Linked DNA regions of Homo sapiens: region 1 is linked to region 2. Evidence: read pairs that join two places in POLR2A ChIA-PET (ENCODE). Cell type or tissue: HCT116. All regions are shown on one strand. Each heading gives the region's core, and the rest is flanking DNA. Links, peaks and the distances in the headings are about the cores only. Region 1 holds the start of RNVU1-3 (RNA, variant U1 small nuclear 3). Region 2 holds the start of TRQ-CTG4-1 (tRNA-Gln (anticodon CTG) 4-1).

Region 1 (8,381 bases), core at 305-8,304, 140 kb after region 2:
TTTTGTTGCCCAGGCTGGAGTGCAATGGCGTGATCTCAGCTCACCGCAACCTCTGCCTCCCAGGTTCAAGTGATTCTCCTGCCTCAGCCTTCCGAGTAGCTGGGATTACAGGCATGTGCCACCACAACTGGTTAATTGTGTATTTTTAGTAGAGATGGGGTTTCTCCATGTTGGTCAGGCTGGTCTCGAACTCCTAACCTCAGGTGATCAGGATCCACCCGCTTTGGCCTCCCGAAGTGCTGGGATTACAGGTGTGACCCACTGTGCCCGGCCTGAGGCTCATATTTTTATGTGACTCTGTATTAGTCAGGGTTCTCTAGACAGACAGAATTAATAGGATAGATATACAAAGTAGTTTATTAAGTATTACACTTACTTTTTTTGTCTTTTTTTTTCTTACTTTTTGTGGAAAACAGGGTCTTGTTATATTGCCCAGGCAGGTCTCCAACTCCTGGGCTCAAGCTATCCTCCCGCCTCTGCGTCTCTGAGAGCTGGGATTACAGGTGTGAACCACCACACCTGGCCAGGAGTTTATTAAGTATTAACTTACACAATCACAATGTCCTGCAATAGGCTGTCTGCAAGCTTAAGGAGCAGGAAAGTCAGTTCAAGTCTCAAAACTGAAGAACTTGGAGTCTGATGTTCCAGGGCAGGAAGCATCCAGCACAGGAGAAAGACGTAGGCTGGCAGGATAGGCCAGTCTGGCCTTTTCATGATTTTCTGCCTGCTTTATATTCATGGGCAGTGGATTATATTGTGCCCACCAGATTTAGGGTGGGTCTGCTTTCCCCAGCCCATTGACTCAAATGTTAATCTCCTTTGGCAACACCCTCACAGATACGCCCAGGATCAATACTTTCATCCTTCAATCCAATCAAATTTGTGAGAAACAAATTCACCTGTCTAAACCCAAACAATGAACTCAGAGACCCAGAGAACAGCGAAAGTGAGACTTTTAATGACGGTCTTGCAAGATCGGGTGTCTGGCATGCAGGCACACCCAGCACAGTTTCAACAAGCAATTTACGCCCTAGTGCACAGGTCCCTCCCTCAGTTCCTCATAGGCTGAGTACTAGCCTTCCACAATCTTCCTAGACATCACCTATTGATTGTTCTTCAAGTACATTCTTTAGGGTCTTTCTGCTGCATTTTATTGCAGCACACGATGCATTATGACTCTCAGGATTTTTCAAACATTTGACTTACGGCTCTAGTGGCTGCACTTAGCTGATAAGAAAGGGTACAATTATCTATGTTGCAAGCTAGCTTAAACTAAATTTCTTTGTGGAGTGGGGAAGGGGTAGATGAGGGGGCCCCCACCGATAGATGCCTGGCCACTGGGTGAAAGGGAAAGAAGGAAGGTGGAGGGGGTGGCTCAGTACATTCTGCTTCTTTATTTCTTTCTTTCCAGGTAGCCTGCCTAAACCTATACCAAGCCACTTAGAATTGAAAATAGATAATCACATATAGGTTATTTCCTACTATTCCCTCCTTTTTCTTTTTACCCTTTTTGGTGTCATTTTCACTTAAATTGCTTTTTCAAACTGTTCCAGAATTGTTTACTTTTTTTTTTCAGATGGAGTTTTGCTCTGTTGCCCAGGCTGCAGTGCAGTGGGGTGATCTCGGCTCACTGCAACCTCTGCCCCCCAGGTTCAAGCGATTCTCCTGCCTCAGCCTCCCGAGTAGCTGAGATTATAGGCGCGCTGTAATTTTTGTATTTTTAATAGAGACAGGGTTTCACCATGTTGGCCAGGCTGGTCTTGAACTCCTAAACTCAGGTGATCATGAGCACCTGCTTCAGCCTCCCAAAGTGCTGGGATTACAGGCGTGAGCCACCGCGCCAAGCCAGAAGTTGTTTACTTTCTTTCTCATAGGAGGAGGAGTTTATTTGGTTTCTAATAATAGTAGGTTATTTTGTTGGAACATCAGGGGCATCTGTTTACTGAGAGTTGTTTTAATAAACCTTAGTGTTATATATATATATATACATATATATATAAAATATATTACATCTATTATATATAGTAGTAGTGTTAAACCCCTTACACAAGTATTGATGCAACATCGTATGTCAATGACAGAATCTGTTAAGTTGGAAGAGTATACTGTAGAAGGTACATACTTCACTTTTTTTTTTTTTTTTTTTTTGAGATGGAGTCTTGCTCTGTTGCCCAGTCTGGAGTGCAGTGGCGCAATCTCAGCTCACTGCAACCACCGCCTCCTGTGTTCAAGCAATTCTGCTGCCTCAGCCTCCCAAATAGCTGGGATTACAGGTGCCCACCACCACATCTGGCTAATTTTTGTATTTTTAGTAGAGACAGGGTTTCACTATGTTGGCCAGACTGATCTTGAACTCCTAACCTCAGGTGATCTGCCCGCCTTGGCCTCCCAAAGTGCTGGGATTATAGGCATAAGCCACCACCCTGGCTCATAGTTCACTATTGAAACAAACTTTTTTTTGTGTACAGAAGAAAAAAAATCGTACAGTTAACAGTGTCAGAGATAGTGAAAATATGAAACAAGAACTGCTTACAAGAAAGGAGCACTCAGGGGACCAAACCTCTGCCAGAGCCAGCGGGGAAGTGACTTATGCCTCTCTCTTCTTTCCCTCCTGTCCCCGCCCCTCGTCTCCCGCAATGAAGCGGGTACTTAATCTGTGTCCTGTGGAGGTCCCCTTTGGCAGCCAGCTGGAAGCCCGTGCACCCTTCTTCAAATAATGGCTTTCAATGAGCAGACTAGGACGTTTAGGATTGCAAAGGAAACCGATTCCTTTCAAACCTGATTATCTTTGTGATGTGGCACTGTTTGCATATCTTCCTTAAAATGCATTAAAGGCCACTGCACTCCACCCTGGGTGACAAGAGGTGACTGTGTCTCAAAAAAACCAAAAACACTCCCCCCTCACCCCAAAGCATTAGACGTCAAGGCTGGCAGGGATGTCTGTTCTCTTGAAAGTTCAATATCAATTCAATACTTTAAATTCACTGTAGTTTCAATCCATTGGTATGGAAAGTGTTTTGAATTATTGTACTGATTTTTTTCTATCCTCTTTCTGATACGCATGCTAATCGTATGGACCTTGGACATCTACCTTCCTGAACTTTTCTCTCCTGTTTTTACATTATTATTTTGGTTTGTGGGAAATATTCTTGACATTATCTTCAACTTAATTTTTGTTCTTGCTTCTACTATTTTAGTTTAATTTCCAAGTATTTTGATATTGAACTTTCAAGAGAACAGACATCCCTGCCAGCCTTGACGTCTAATGCTTTGGGGTGAGGGGGGAGTGTTTTTGGTTTTTTTGAGACACAGTCACCTCTTGTCGCCCAGGGTGGAGTGCAGTGGCCTTCAATGCGTTTTAACGAAGATATGCACACAGTGCCACATCATAAAGATAACCAGGTTTGAAAGGAATCGGTTTCCTTTGTAATCCTAAACGTCCTAGTCTGCTCATTGAAAGCCATTATTTGAAGAAGGGTGCACGGGCTTCCAGCTGGCTGCCAAGTGGGACCTCCACAGGACACAGATTAAGTACCCGCTTCATTGCGGCAGACGAGGGGCGGGGACAGGAGGGAAAGAAGGGACAGGCATAAGTCACTTCCCCCGCCGGCTCCGACAGCGGGTAGGTCCGCTGAGGGGCGTTGGGTGAGGCGGAAGAGCAGACGGGGATCCGGAAGGCGTTGTCGGTGACATCACGGAGAGGGCGATTTCTATGTAGATGAGGCAGCGCAGGGGCTGCTGCTTTGCCACGAAAGAGTTCCCGTGCCGTGGGAGCAAGTCTGGGACCGCTGGTCGGACCGGAGAGTCGCAGCTGTGTGTTAGGGCTAGGATGGCTCCGGGATGCGCGTGACGCAAGTGACCTTGCGTGTAAAGGGTGAGGAATATGAGGCTGCGGCGGGGCGGAGGGGTGTGAGCTTATACTTATATTTATCTGGCAGAAGAAATGTTATGATCACGAAGGTGGTTTTTCCAGGGCAAGGCTTAGCAATTTTACTCTGGATGTGCTGACCCCTGTGATTTCCCCAAATGAGGGAATCTCGACTACATAATTTGTGGCAGTGGGGAACTGTTTGTGCTTTCCCCTGGATTGCTGTCGTTTTAAAAGTGGATTTTGTTTGCTGTGGAAGCATATACAACGCGTTAGTATAAACTAATAAACAGGTCTTTGTTCCCATCTGTCACTTACTTTCAAAGTAAAGATTTTGTCAGGTAGTGGTTGGTTCTCACGCTTGTAATCTCAGTAGTCTGTGAGATGCATTGATAACTTTATGTTAATACCGCTCGAGCTCTGGAGTTTGATGTCAGTGTGGTCAAATATGGTGGACCCGTCTCTACTAATCTCTTAACTTTTTTTTTTGTTCTATAGAAATAAAACTAAGCTTTTCTTTTCCCTATGGGAGCCCACTGTAAACATTTATTAACAGCAAACAGTTCACTGGAGTGCATGGCTTACTGCAACCTCTGCCTCCTGCCTTCAAGCTATTCTCCTGCCTCAGCCAGAGAATACTCGATCTCCTAGGTAACTGAGATTACAAGCGCAGGCCACTAAAAAATTAGGCCCGGCTAATTTTTTGAATTTTTGGTAGAGACAGGGTTTTACCATGTTGGCCAGGCTGGTCTTAAACTCCTGACCTCAAGTTATCCGCCCGCCTCGGCCACCCAAAATGTTGGGATTACAGGCCTGAGCCACCGCGCCTGGCCTGTTTACAGACTTTACAGACAGATTTTGTTTACAAGCTTTACACGCACGGTTCAGTTGCAGTTAGTGTATATTATGCTGGGCCCAAGACAAGTGTCTTTTTTTTTTTTCCCAGTGTGGCCCAAGGAAGCCAAAATTTAGACAACCCTGCTCTAGAGGGTTTGATTCATGTTTCCACTGGGTTATGCTTATTGCCTGTAATTCCATTTGATATTTTCCAAATTTGATTTTTTAAAAAGCGTTTTCCTGAAGCACCCTAAAGCTTTCCTAATAATATGGGAACTTAAACCAGATTGGATGTGACAAAACCCTGCTGGAATCCTGCAACTTCTAACCTTAATGTTAGATCAAGAAGCAAAACACCCACCAGTCCAAGGGTCAGGGAAGATGAAGATCATGCCTGAGCTGTAACAACGCCCTTCCCAGTATACAAAAGCGTGTAACAGCCACTCGAATTCTATCTTCCAAGTGTCTCCTGTTGCCCAGGCTAACCTAGAGCTATCTAAAGATGGCAAATCTGGGAAATGTGCATTCAGCTTGGCAAAACTGATACATTACAAATCCACCACAGTCCACTTCTTCTCAAAGTGGCATCAATGTGCACCTTCCTCCTCCTCCTTTTTTCTTCCTCTTCCTCATCCTCTTCTTTCTCTTCTTCCTCCTTTTTCCTCCTTGTAAAGCCATACTTAAGGTTCAGATAAAGACAATAGGAAAATCATACTTTTTCTCATTCAGTGAAAATATGCCAACCCTTTCCCCAACAGGATAAAGTCTTTTATTTGTCTTTGAATGATGTTCACTCCTTTTTTAGCTAGATCACATTCCATATTTGCTATCCTGTAACCTAAATATTGAGATTTCTAAAAGTTAATTATTAATGAATATGATAGCGAGGATGATGGAAGACGAGAATTCTCAAGAAAAGTATTGGTTAACATATAACCAAATGTATTCATCTCAAAATAATGAAGAAATACTCCTAACTATTACAAGTCCTCATTTCTGCAACTGTCACTGGCCCTAGCTGGTATTTGTAACTATCTTTACATCTTGCTCTCACAGCCATTTCCTTTGGGCCTGGGCCGGTGGACGTGAGCGTGGGAAAGACCAGAACCCGCGGTGCCCCCCACCGCACTATCCTCGGGTCTCCAGAGGTGGGATCCACTGGGCAGGGGCCTTTGCTGGATTCTAAACCGGCTCTGGGGATACAAGAACAGCTGCCTTTGAGAAACAGTTCAGGTCTCTATATTCCAGACTTCTTAGTAGGACTAAACCCTTAATTTTCACCTGGGAATTCATGGTTCTCCTAAAACCCTGCGGTGGAATGCCTTCCTTCACCGAGCATTTATTGGGCACCTACTAGGTGCTAGGGTGGCTCTGGGCGAAGGGCTGCAGCCTGTGCAAACTCCAGGTCCCTTTCCTGTGGATCCCACCTCTGAGGACCCGAGGGGGACGCAGTGAGGACACCACGGGTTCTGGTCCTTCCCACGCGCGCGTCTGCTGGCCCAGGCCTGGCAGAAATGACTGTGAGTGCAAGGTGTGAGCGGGGCTAAGAATGGGAAAGAGAGTGACTTTCGCCTGAGAAGCTGCAGTTGTCGCCTGTAGAGGGGCCGGCGACTTTTGAGACGGTGAAGAGCAGGCGGAGGAAGCAGTGAAGAGCAGACGGTGAGGAGCAGGTGGACCTTTGGCCGTTGGAGTCCCCCAGCTGACTCTGCCAGAGTAGAACGTCCAAAGTGCCCAAAGACTCGACTCTTGGCTTCATTGTCTCCCGTATTATGGGTTTCTGGAGTGCGCGGGATTGGACAGGCATCAAATACATGAGATTATCTGCAGCCAGAGGTTAAAAAGCCATTTCTGGTATCAGCAAATGAGTTTAAGACACAAGCCATTGGAGTCTCTGTGGCGCAATCGGTTAGCGCGTTTGACTGTTAACTGAAAGGTTGGTGGTGCAAGCCCATCCAGGGATGGCACCTTTTGCTTAGGCAAGATTCACACTTTCTGTTTAAAGACTTTAATCCTGGGAATCCTCCGGACCTCTATTAGCTTTGAATCAGATGCCAAAATATGCTGCGTGAAGGCTCAAGTTCCATGGAAGTTCCTAAAAACAGGAATATTTCAGCAAAAGTAATTTTTCAATAGAGCCTGAGCCTGGGGCTTCAGAGCTTACACCAGAGCCACTGCACCTATTTCATCACCTCCTGAAGCTGGGTTTTTACAATTGCACATTCCTGGAAATCCAAAACTCCCAATAATTGAAAACAAGAAAACCCCAGTCTTCACTTGTGGTGAAGCCTCAATTTCTGGGTTGAAATCTTGGTTCATTCATGACGTGACTTTTAAAACCTTACTGGATTTTCTGTACCTCAATTTCTTCGTCTATAAAAAAGAGCAGCCAGGCGCGGTGGCTCACGCCTGTAATCCCAGCACTTTGAGAGGCCCAGGCAGGTGGATCACCTGAGGTCAGGAGTTCGAGACCAGCCTGGCCAGGGTGGTGAAACTCCGTCTTTAATAAAAATATAAAAATTAGTCAGGCATGGTGGCGGGCGCCTGTACTCCCAGCTACTTGGGAAGCTGAGGCTGGCAGGCACCTGTAATCCCAGCTACTCGGGAAGCTGAGGCAGGAGAATCACTTGAACCCGGGAGGCAGAGGTTGCAGTGAGCCGAGATCATGCCATTGCACTCCAGCCTGGGCAAAAGAGCGAGACTCCTTCTCAAAAAATAAAAATAAATAAAAAAGAAAAAAGAAAGAAAGAAATTTTTCCTGGCACATTTCTATATGTTCCATTCTGGATGACTTGCTCTTCAGGCTTATCTCACAGCTGTTATCATAATATCTCTCTTTACTGCACCATCTTGGGATTTCCATGACCTCTCTCTTGTTAGATCCCCTGCTTCATGGATCTCAAGGGGGTGCATTCCTCACTCACTTCTTCCTTTTGATGATGCATATCCTTCAAGACCTCCTATAAAGTGGTTACCTTAGAAATAAACTTTTTGAGACACTGCATGTCTGAAAATGTCTTTTATACCCATAAAGTTAATTGATATTTTACTAGATAGAGATACAAAAAGATAGGTGGAAATAATTTCTCTCTGAGATTTTTGAAGGCACTGCTTTTTTTTTTTTTGTGACAGTCTCGCCTCGCTCTGTCACCCAGGCTGGAGTGTGGTGGTGGGATCTTGGCTCACTGCAATCTCCACCTCCCAGGTTCAAGCGATTCTCCTGCCTCAGCCTCCCCAGTAGCTGGGACTACAGGTGCCTGCCACCATGCCCGGCTAATTTTTTTATTTTTAGTAGAGATGGGGTTTCACCATGTTGGCCAAGCTGGTTTTGAGAGCGACCACTCCTCATATTGTCTTACACTTAATTTCTTGTTTGCTGAAAAAGTGGAGGTTGAAAGAATGGGCAGAAGTGAAAATCACGCTCAGACAACTGGGTGCCACATTTCAGGCCTGGTTGTTAAAATTCAACTGCTGACCTCACCAATTGTGCTGTCTGTAAATTCCAGACATTGTATAAAAAAGCATTATGAAATTCCCTTTTCTGTCCTGTTTCATTCTGATTACCAGTACATGCAGCCCCCAGTCACGTACCCCTCGCTTGCTCAGTTGATCATGACCCCCCCCCCATGCAGCCCCTTTAGAGTTGTGGGCCCTTAAAAGGGACAAGAATTACTTGTTT
Region 2 (8,381 bases), core at 168-8,167:
CGAGGTGGGTGGATCACCTGAGGTCAGGAGTTTGAGACAAGTCTGGCCAACATGGTGAAACCCCATCTCTACTAAAAATACAAAATTAGCTGGGTGCAGTGTCATGTGCCTGTAGTCCTAGCAACTTGAGAAGCTGTGGCAGGAGAATTGCTTGAACCCAGGAGGCAGAGGTTGCAGTGAACCAAGATCGTGGCACTGTACTCCAGCCTGGGAGACAGAGAGTCTGTCTCAAAATACAAAAACAAAACAAAACAAAACAAAAACAATGGGTACATACAGCAGCACTTACAAGAGTTCATAGAAGGAATTGTACATTGTCAACTGATAGTGTGGAGAGAGCAGCCCCCTGCCCACCTGGTTGTGATCTCTGCACAACGCTTGCCCACAACCACCTTCTCCACTTAGTACAATGCAGCCCAGAACACCAAGGGGAGAGCCCCAGCAGCAGCAGCCTCCGCAGCCCGCTTTAGATGATAGATTTAGCTGAGCAGGGAGGTGGATGTGTGGTGTTTACAACCTCTGGTTGCATATACATAAATAAATACTTCCCATGAAGTAGAACCTCATCTAGAAAAAATTAGAAGTCATTTGGCTACAAGAAATCATGAAAGAAGAACTGGGATGTGATGTTTTCCCTGATGTTTTTCGTTGGCTCCCTAATGGAATAGGTTCCCTTACTGTTCTGGCATACAGATTCTCTTTGTGATTCTCATTCTTGTGTGAATTATATGTGTACTATTCAAATAATTAATGCTATATATTTACTGCTTTACTTCTGAGAAAACTGATTTTATGGTATCTGAAGACTAGAAATGATTCAACAAGTGATAGCTGCAGACTTAACTAAGGTCTCTCTCTCCTCTTTTTTTTCTTTTCTTCTCTTTTTCTTTTTTTTCTACTCGGTGTCACCCTTTCAATTGGGCTTTTGGGTGCTCTTAAAAATTCCTCAGTGAGGCAGCTCCTTTCCTCCCCTGCCCTCAGCGTGGGAAAGACTATCTGGGAATGAGCCTTCCTGGCAAAGAGGGACACCTTGGCTGAGCTTTTGATCATCAGTGCTTTCAAGAAGAAAGATTTTTTAAAGAATTCTTATCTGAGGAATGTGAGCCACTTCACATGATCAGAGACACATTAAATCAAGACAGCAACCACTTTCTGCTTCCTTCCTTTTGAGCTATGTATTCAACTGTTGAAACTGTTTGCTATCACCCCAGTTAGCTGTAAATTAATCTAATAATGCCACACCAAACACTGTATCCCACACCCTATTACAACGGATAGCCAAGCTCTCATCAACACTATTTCTGAAAACCAATGAGAATTCCTGACAGCCACCTTTCCATCAGCTCATTGTGTGTCCCCCTTTTTGACCTTTAAAAACCTGTTTGTGACAAAGGCCAAAGGGAGCTCAGATCCAAGGTTCTTGGGGTGTGAGTCTTCCCGGCAGCTGCCTTCACTTTGGCTCAAGTAAACTCTAAATTATATTTTGTGCTTCAGGGTCTTTCTTTTAGGTCAACATGTTCAGCAACAGTAGAATAAATAAATAAGTTGGCCTATATTCATACAAAGGAATACGCACAGAAACAAATAACCACATGAATAACATGAAAAATTCATAGATGTAAGACTGAGTGAAAGAAGTCAAACCTATGCCTCTGCTCCTGAGACCGACTTTGCAAAAATTATAACTGGGACAATTATCACAGCAAAAGAGGTTTGACCTAACTGCTTCCATCTTTTTTCCAGCGTCCAAGCTGTCCTTGTTCATTCCTGGGCACAGGCCAAAATAACTTTGAGAGGAACTTAGTTTATGGTTTAGCTGTGAAACAAAGATGATAACAGCTCTTTCCCAAAACAAACCCCCTTCCTGCCTGGGGACTAGACTGCCTTTGCAGGACTAACAAATTAGTCACAAGATTAGAAATGATGGTTTAGAAGTCATGCAGCCTCCAGCTTATAAGATTCTAAACCTCCCCAAATTGTTCCTGGGGATCACATCAGCATTGTAAAACCTAAGATCAGTGCGTGAGGTATTTTGTAGTCCTGCACTCGATGCATCAGCTAGCACCACCCAGATGGATAAACCAGCTCATCTGATCTTGTGGCCCCCACCCAGGAACTGACCCAGCTCAAGAGCATGCTTTAACTCCCTGTAAGTTCATCTCTGACCTGACCAATCAGAACTCCCAACTCACTGGCCCCCAACCACCAAATTATCCTTAAAAACTCTGGTCCTAGAATGCTCAGGAAGACTGATTTGAGTAATAATAAAACTCTGATCTCCCACACAGCTGGCTCTGGGTAAATAACTTTCTTTATTGCAATTCCCCTGTCTTGATAAATTGGTTCTGTCTAGGCAGCAGGCAACGTGAACCCATTGGGCAGTTATATTCCCACAAAACCCACTACACACTTTATGATTTGATTTATATGAAAGCAAAGGACAGGAAAAACTCGCCTGATAGATTTGGAGTCTGTGGAGTATTGTCAGAGTTTGGGGTTGTATTCTACAGATTAAAAGTAATCAGTTGAGCACCTCAAAATTTCCCCCCAATTTTTTTTTCTCCAAATTTGGACCACCTTGTTTCTCTCTTTGCAGAATATAAAGTGCTAACATGAGGTTAAGTGCTAAGGTCTAGAGAAGGTGGAAGAGATGACAAACTCCAGCACCATGCCTGCGTGTCCAGCGTGCTCTGCTGGGACAGCATATTTGTACATTGCTGTATTTGAAAAAACCCTACAAGATTCATGAAATTGGACCACTGTCCTTATAACACTACTAGTGGTAAAACAAGTAAGGATGGCTGGTTTGCAGTCATCTGAGCAGCATCTCTAGTTTCATAGATATGGTTTCTCTCTGATACTGAACGGCTTCCAATTTCAAGTAGAATGCTACATCAGAAGAATAACGATGGGAAGAGAACCGGTTTCTTGTGTAATCCAACATGTTTTAGTCTGCGCATTACAAACCATTATTTGAAGAAGGGTGGACAGGCTCTGGTAGCATGTTAGTCGGCTGAGTGGCGGAAGATGGGGCGGGAAAGTTGACGGAGACGGGAAAGGCGCTGTCGGTGACATCACGGATAGGGCGACTTCTATGTAGATGAGGCAGCGCAGGGGCCGCTGCTTCTCCACCTGCTGCTTCGCCACGAAGGAGTTCCGTGCTGTGGGAGCGAGTCCAGGACAGCTGGTCGGACCTCAGAGTCCCAGCTGTGTGTCAGGGCTAGGAGGGCTCGGGGACGCGCGGGGCAAGTGACCGTGCGTGTAAAGGTTGAGGCGTATGGAGCTGTGGCGGGGCGGAGGTGTGCAAATCCGTAGTTACCTGGGAGGGAAGATAGTATTGTGAAGATCGTTTTTCCAGAGTGAGGTTTTTTCTATTGTGTGTACTGATTCTTGCGATTTTCCTAAATGTAGGAAATTCCACTGCATAATTTGTGGTAGTGGGGGGGGCTGCGTTAGTGAATTCCGCTGAGATACTGCAGTGCAAAACGTGAGCTCTACGCGAAGGGCTACTCTTAGTTTCTATGGGTTTGTAGCTTTGACGGCATGTTAAGTGTCGTCCTTACTGTCTCAAGCGTGAGAAACAGAAAGTATCGCGTTACGGTCCTCTCCGCCGCTGTCGTGAGCTTATTTAACACAAACTAAGTGGCCGCAGGGCTCTTCCCCAACCTTTCTATGTGGGGCTGCTTTTTGCAGACTTTGCTTCATGGTCTCCAGTCTCTTGGGTTCTCTGTGAAAACCTTCGTGTTTTTTCGTAGCCTCCAGAGTCACCCTTCACACAGCCTCTGCTTCTAACCGCAGCCCCCGCAGTAGTTTGTAGGATTTCTGTGCTAGCAGGGAATGTGTTCTCACCTCCTAGAGCCAGGTAGAAACTCTACGCAGACGGGTGCTGTTCTTTGGGATGAGAGCAGTGTCCCCGTTCCGTTGTAGACACAACACGCTTGCTTTCTGTAGGGGAACGGCTCTCCCCGCGCCCAGGTGCCCTTGCTTATATTAACCAAGGCCCGTAGGTCGGAATCGCAGTCTCACCTGTCGGCAGAATGTGCTGCGATCTACCCCAACTACCCGAACTACCCAGCAATAAAATGGGACACATTACGGAAACATGAGATAAAATGGATCATCTCAAAAACATTATGCCGAGTGATGAAAAGAGTGCATCCTGTGTGGCGCCATCAAGGTGAATTTCTAGAACAGGTAAAACTAACCTGTATAGTGATAGAAAATACATCATTGATTGCTGGGGTAGGGGGAGGGCGGGACTGACTGCAAGGGCACAGGAGGACCTTTTAAAGTAATAAACACGTCATCAAACTTGAAATGGATGCTTTTATATATGCTTTTATATATTTTTAATATATTTTTAAAATGTATAATTATATTTAATATATAATTTTTATATATTTTAAATATATACAATATATATTTTTATTATTTTATAATTTTTTCAGGTATATATATCCTTCTTTATTATTTTTCCTTCTTTTTCCTTTTGTAGGGCCTGTGGGGGGACAGTCTAGCTAAAATATACATTCTTCTCTCTGTAGATATACCACAAGACCATGAGTCAAGTGTTGCCCGAATGTCCGAGGCCCAGGTCGCCCTGAGAAGGGGTGGGGACTTCCTGGGTCGCTGGGTCCCTGGCGGGGGGGGTCCGGGCCTCCGATTGCACGGGGCTAGGAGGCTCGCCCAGGAAGGGGACCCTGCAGGCTCGGTGATCCCAACAGGATGATTCAGCAATTTCCCCGTGGTCCGGGCCACTGTGATAACTCGGTTTCTGGGACCCCGAACACCGAAGAGGGAGACGAAGAGGGTGACATCGCGAGGCTGAGACAGCGGGAGCAGAAGGGACACCGAGACCTGCAGCGCAGAGCTTCTGAACATCAGCGGAATCTCCATTCCATTTAGGAAGTAAAACACGGCCTTACCATGCCAATGAAACACAAAGGTTCCACCGAGACTCGAACTCGGATCGCTGGATTCAGAGTCCAGAGTGCTTACCATTACACCATGGAACCATGCAACATAAAGTTGTTAAAGGTGTCTGAATTAGTTCCCACCCACCCATGTTAAGGCATTTCTTTAGATTCCACAAGCAACACTTAAGGTAGGTGGACCTGCAGGAAGGAGCCATCCTTCTTGCTTTCTCTCTGCCCTCTCCGTTGATCGACTTCTGTCATTTCATTTGCACCCCGGAAAAAGAGGCAAAATCCACTGTGGGTTTAGGGCCAGAGAAGAGCCCTTGAAGCCTCGGTCATAGAGTTTCCTGTGCCGAGGTGAAATTCCTTCCTTCCCTTCCCCTCCCTCCCTCCCTTCCTCCCTCCCTCCCTCCCTCCCTCCCTCCCTCCCTCCCTTCCTTCCTTCCTTCCTTCCTTCCTTCATTCCTTCTTTCCTTTCTCTCTCTCTCTTTCTTTCTTTCATTCAAGCTTCGGTGGCAGAGTTTCCTGTGCCGAGATTAACTTCCCTTCCCTTCCCTCCCCTCCCCTCCCCTCCCTTCCCTTCCCTTCCTCTCTTTTCATTGAGACAGAGTCTCCTTCTGTTGCTCAGACTGGAGTGCAATGCAGTGGCAGTGGGTGATCTCCCCTCACTGCAACCTCCATCTGTCGGGTTCAAGTGATTGTAATCCCCAGTGGCTGGGATTACAAGCATGGGCCACCATGTCCGGCTAATTTTTGTATATTTGGTAGAGATGAGGTTTTGCCATGTTGGCCAGGCTGGTCTCAAACTCTTGACCTCAAGTGATTCGCCCGCCTTGGCCTCCGGAAGTGCTGGGATTACAGGCGTGAGCCACCGCACCCAGCCCGGAGATGAAATATCTGCAAAATTTCTGTTATTTTCTTTATGCTTTCCCTCTTTTCCATTTGCCCAAGGAGGCCAGATGATTGTCAAAACAGGACGTGGGACTTCCTGGGCACCTTGCCCCCTTCCTCCCTGTAGTATATAACAGAAGACAGCAATCAAGTGAGATTGGGAAGCAGGGAATCCTTTATTTTTTTATTCATATACTTCTATGTTTGTTTGGTTGGTTGGTTTTAACAAAATTTTCTCACCAGAAATGGAGATTTGTTGGATTTAAAATAAAAGCAATCAGCCATGTTTTACATTTCTGTAAAACACTCAAACCAGGCCATACTCTCCTATTTTGACTCAAAATCAGCCATATACTGTCCAGGTCAGGAGGCAGGCCCCTGACATTTAAGCACAGTGTGTTTTCTCAGAATTGGCCAAGTTGATGCCATTCCAGTTTCTCAATATATCATGACCCATTAATTTCAGTCTTTAAAAGTAAACACGTATTGTTACTGAAAGCCCAGGAATTCGGTCTAGGCCCTGCTGCTCAGCTCACAGAAAGCCAATCATTAAGACATTGAGTATTGCTGAGGAAGAAGGCTTTAATTGGGTGTTGCAGCTGAGGAGATGGGAGATCAGTCTTAAATCAATCTCCCTGATCAACTAAAGTGAGGGGTTTATGTAGCAGGGAAGAACTGTAACTGTGGGTGGGAAAAGAGGAACTAGGGAAGGGTGAGGAAGCACTCATGATGAGTGAGGGGTCTGGCATCTCATTGTCTGGAGGCTGTCATCTGCTGAGTTTCAGGTCTATGACGCTTTTTGAGAGGCCTGAGAGGCCTTTGCTGAGGAAGGAACTCAGATAAAACAAATGTCCTAAGTTTCAAGCTTTAAGACCAGAAGGGTCCATTTCTATGTCTATCCAAAAACACTGTCTGTGGGACTCTTGGGTTGATTTCAGTCCCCACTTTCTATTTGTCAGTTCCTCAATCATGGGGAATCTGATCATCCATCTTTCTGGCTGCATCATGTGGAGGAGGGGCATCCTGAGCAGCTTCACACCATGGGTGACTGCATGGCCACCCAGGAATCAAACATTCATCTAATACTGTAGTTTCTCCTGAAACACAATCTTCCTCTGTCCAGTTCCCCATTTCCACTAAAGACAAAACACAGCAGGACCAACCTAAAGAAGCTTCAGTCCAATATACTTGGCCTGATTACCCACACAAAGTGCAGCAAGAATCCTTGTTCATACAGGCTCTCCTAAATAGGCTTTGCTGGAATATTTCACAACGCCATTTCAGGCAAAGCCCTGGGAAAATTACCAATTCCTCCACCTGTGTCCTGTTATAAAAGAAAACAGAATCTTATTGAACTTATGCAAACAAACACATTGTCATGAGTTAAGAATATTCAGTTTACAAATTCTGTGGAAATTCGGCAGACAGAGAAAAATATGCCTCAAATTCTGTTTAGAAGACTATTCTACTCAATTGTTGCAGGCTATAAATAGCTCAAAAGGAAACAAGTTCTCCAGACTCTGAAGAATCAACAATGTTTGAAACAAACAAAGGCCATAAAAACTTATTTCAGTCCTCCATTAGTTTGATCCATGCAATCAACTCGTGCTCTGTCATATTCAGCTAGCAATCTCTATGAACACATCAGTCTTTCTATTAGTGCCCTGGAAATTTTCTCTTAAGTTCAATGGCACAATCTCCAAAGTTATCAGAAACCTGCATCCAAGAGTCCTTTTCATGGACTTCCCCAAAGAAGCAACGCCTGGAATGTAACTGATTATAAGTCACTTTTTAAGAAGAATCAAAGCAAAACAACAATTGTGGATGACAAAAGCCTTAAGACAACCATGGTTATAGATACAATTGACAAGGGAATTCTGTTGCTTCTGTGGCACACAACAATTTAACATAATAATCATAATTATTACTGACAGCATAGCAGAACTCTAGGAATCTCATACAATCCTGGAACACACATTAACAACACATCTGTGTCAATAGAACCCAAAGGAAGTGAAACACCACCTCAGATATGACAATGCTTCTTGCATAATTCTACATAACAAATAAGCCTAAGAAGCCTAATATATCTCTCTTGGACTTCAAGAACCTAATATCCAAAAAGTTAATTTGAGGCCCAAAAGGCTGAATTTAGAAATTTTACTCTTAGAAATTTTGCCAGATATCAAAGTTTTGAGACACTTGACATCACAAAATAGGATCACAGATCACCTTAGAATAGTCAGTCATTCAGCCAAAATGATAAAACAAAAATGTTCACCCTTTGATACAAAGGAGGCTGAGTTTTCTAAACAGTAAGAACTAATGAAGACATGAGGCCAACTCTATCCGTCTCTCCCTTTCATTGTTTTGCCTTGCAGTTTACTTTGAAAGTAAACAAAAATATTTTATGTATTATTAATACTGCACAAACATTTTGATCAAAAGAGAAAACCAAATTTTACCTTTGTGTGGTGTATTAAAATGTTAAAGCTAATTTTAGTAAAACCTTATACACAAATTTAATTATAATCAGTTTGAACATGAGGTAAGAGTTCCAAAAACCTTTCATAA

The links. Peaks named below come from ENCODE experiments on the same cell type or tissue, not always from the same donor. Only the 100,000 strongest peaks of a DNase experiment are listed, where the experiment ranks them.
Region 1: POLR2A ChIA-PET joins it to region 2 with 9 read pairs; 2 of 35 experiments call an interaction of 5 or more read pairs at or near these places.

What each region holds. Positions count from the first base shown.
Region 1 is chr1:148,398,792-148,407,172 of GRCh38, forward strand. It overlaps RNVU1-3 (RNA, variant U1 small nuclear 3), which reads left to right and starts at 3,924; the gene lies at 3,924-4,084. It also overlaps the pseudogene PDE4DIPP6. RefSeq lists enhancers at 3,224-3,929, 3,555-3,784, 3,815-3,864, 3,875-3,924. In HCT116, for the core only: no CTCF peak of the experiment used is centred there; DNase peaks (open chromatin) are centred at 3,610 and 4,060; H3K4me3 peaks cover 1,301 bases; H3K27ac peaks cover 841 bases.
Region 2 is chr1:148,260,165-148,268,545 of GRCh38, forward strand. It overlaps TRQ-CTG4-1 (tRNA-Gln (anticodon CTG) 4-1), which reads right to left and starts at 5,015; the gene lies at 4,944-5,015. It also overlaps the pseudogene RNVU1-22. RefSeq lists enhancers at 3,328-3,987, 4,550-4,845, 4,650-5,309 and silencers at 4,607-4,792, 4,960-5,039. In HCT116, for the core only: no CTCF peak of the experiment used is centred there; DNase peaks (open chromatin) are centred at 3,077, 3,537 and 4,857; H3K4me3 peaks cover 2,463 bases; H3K27ac peaks cover 2,924 bases.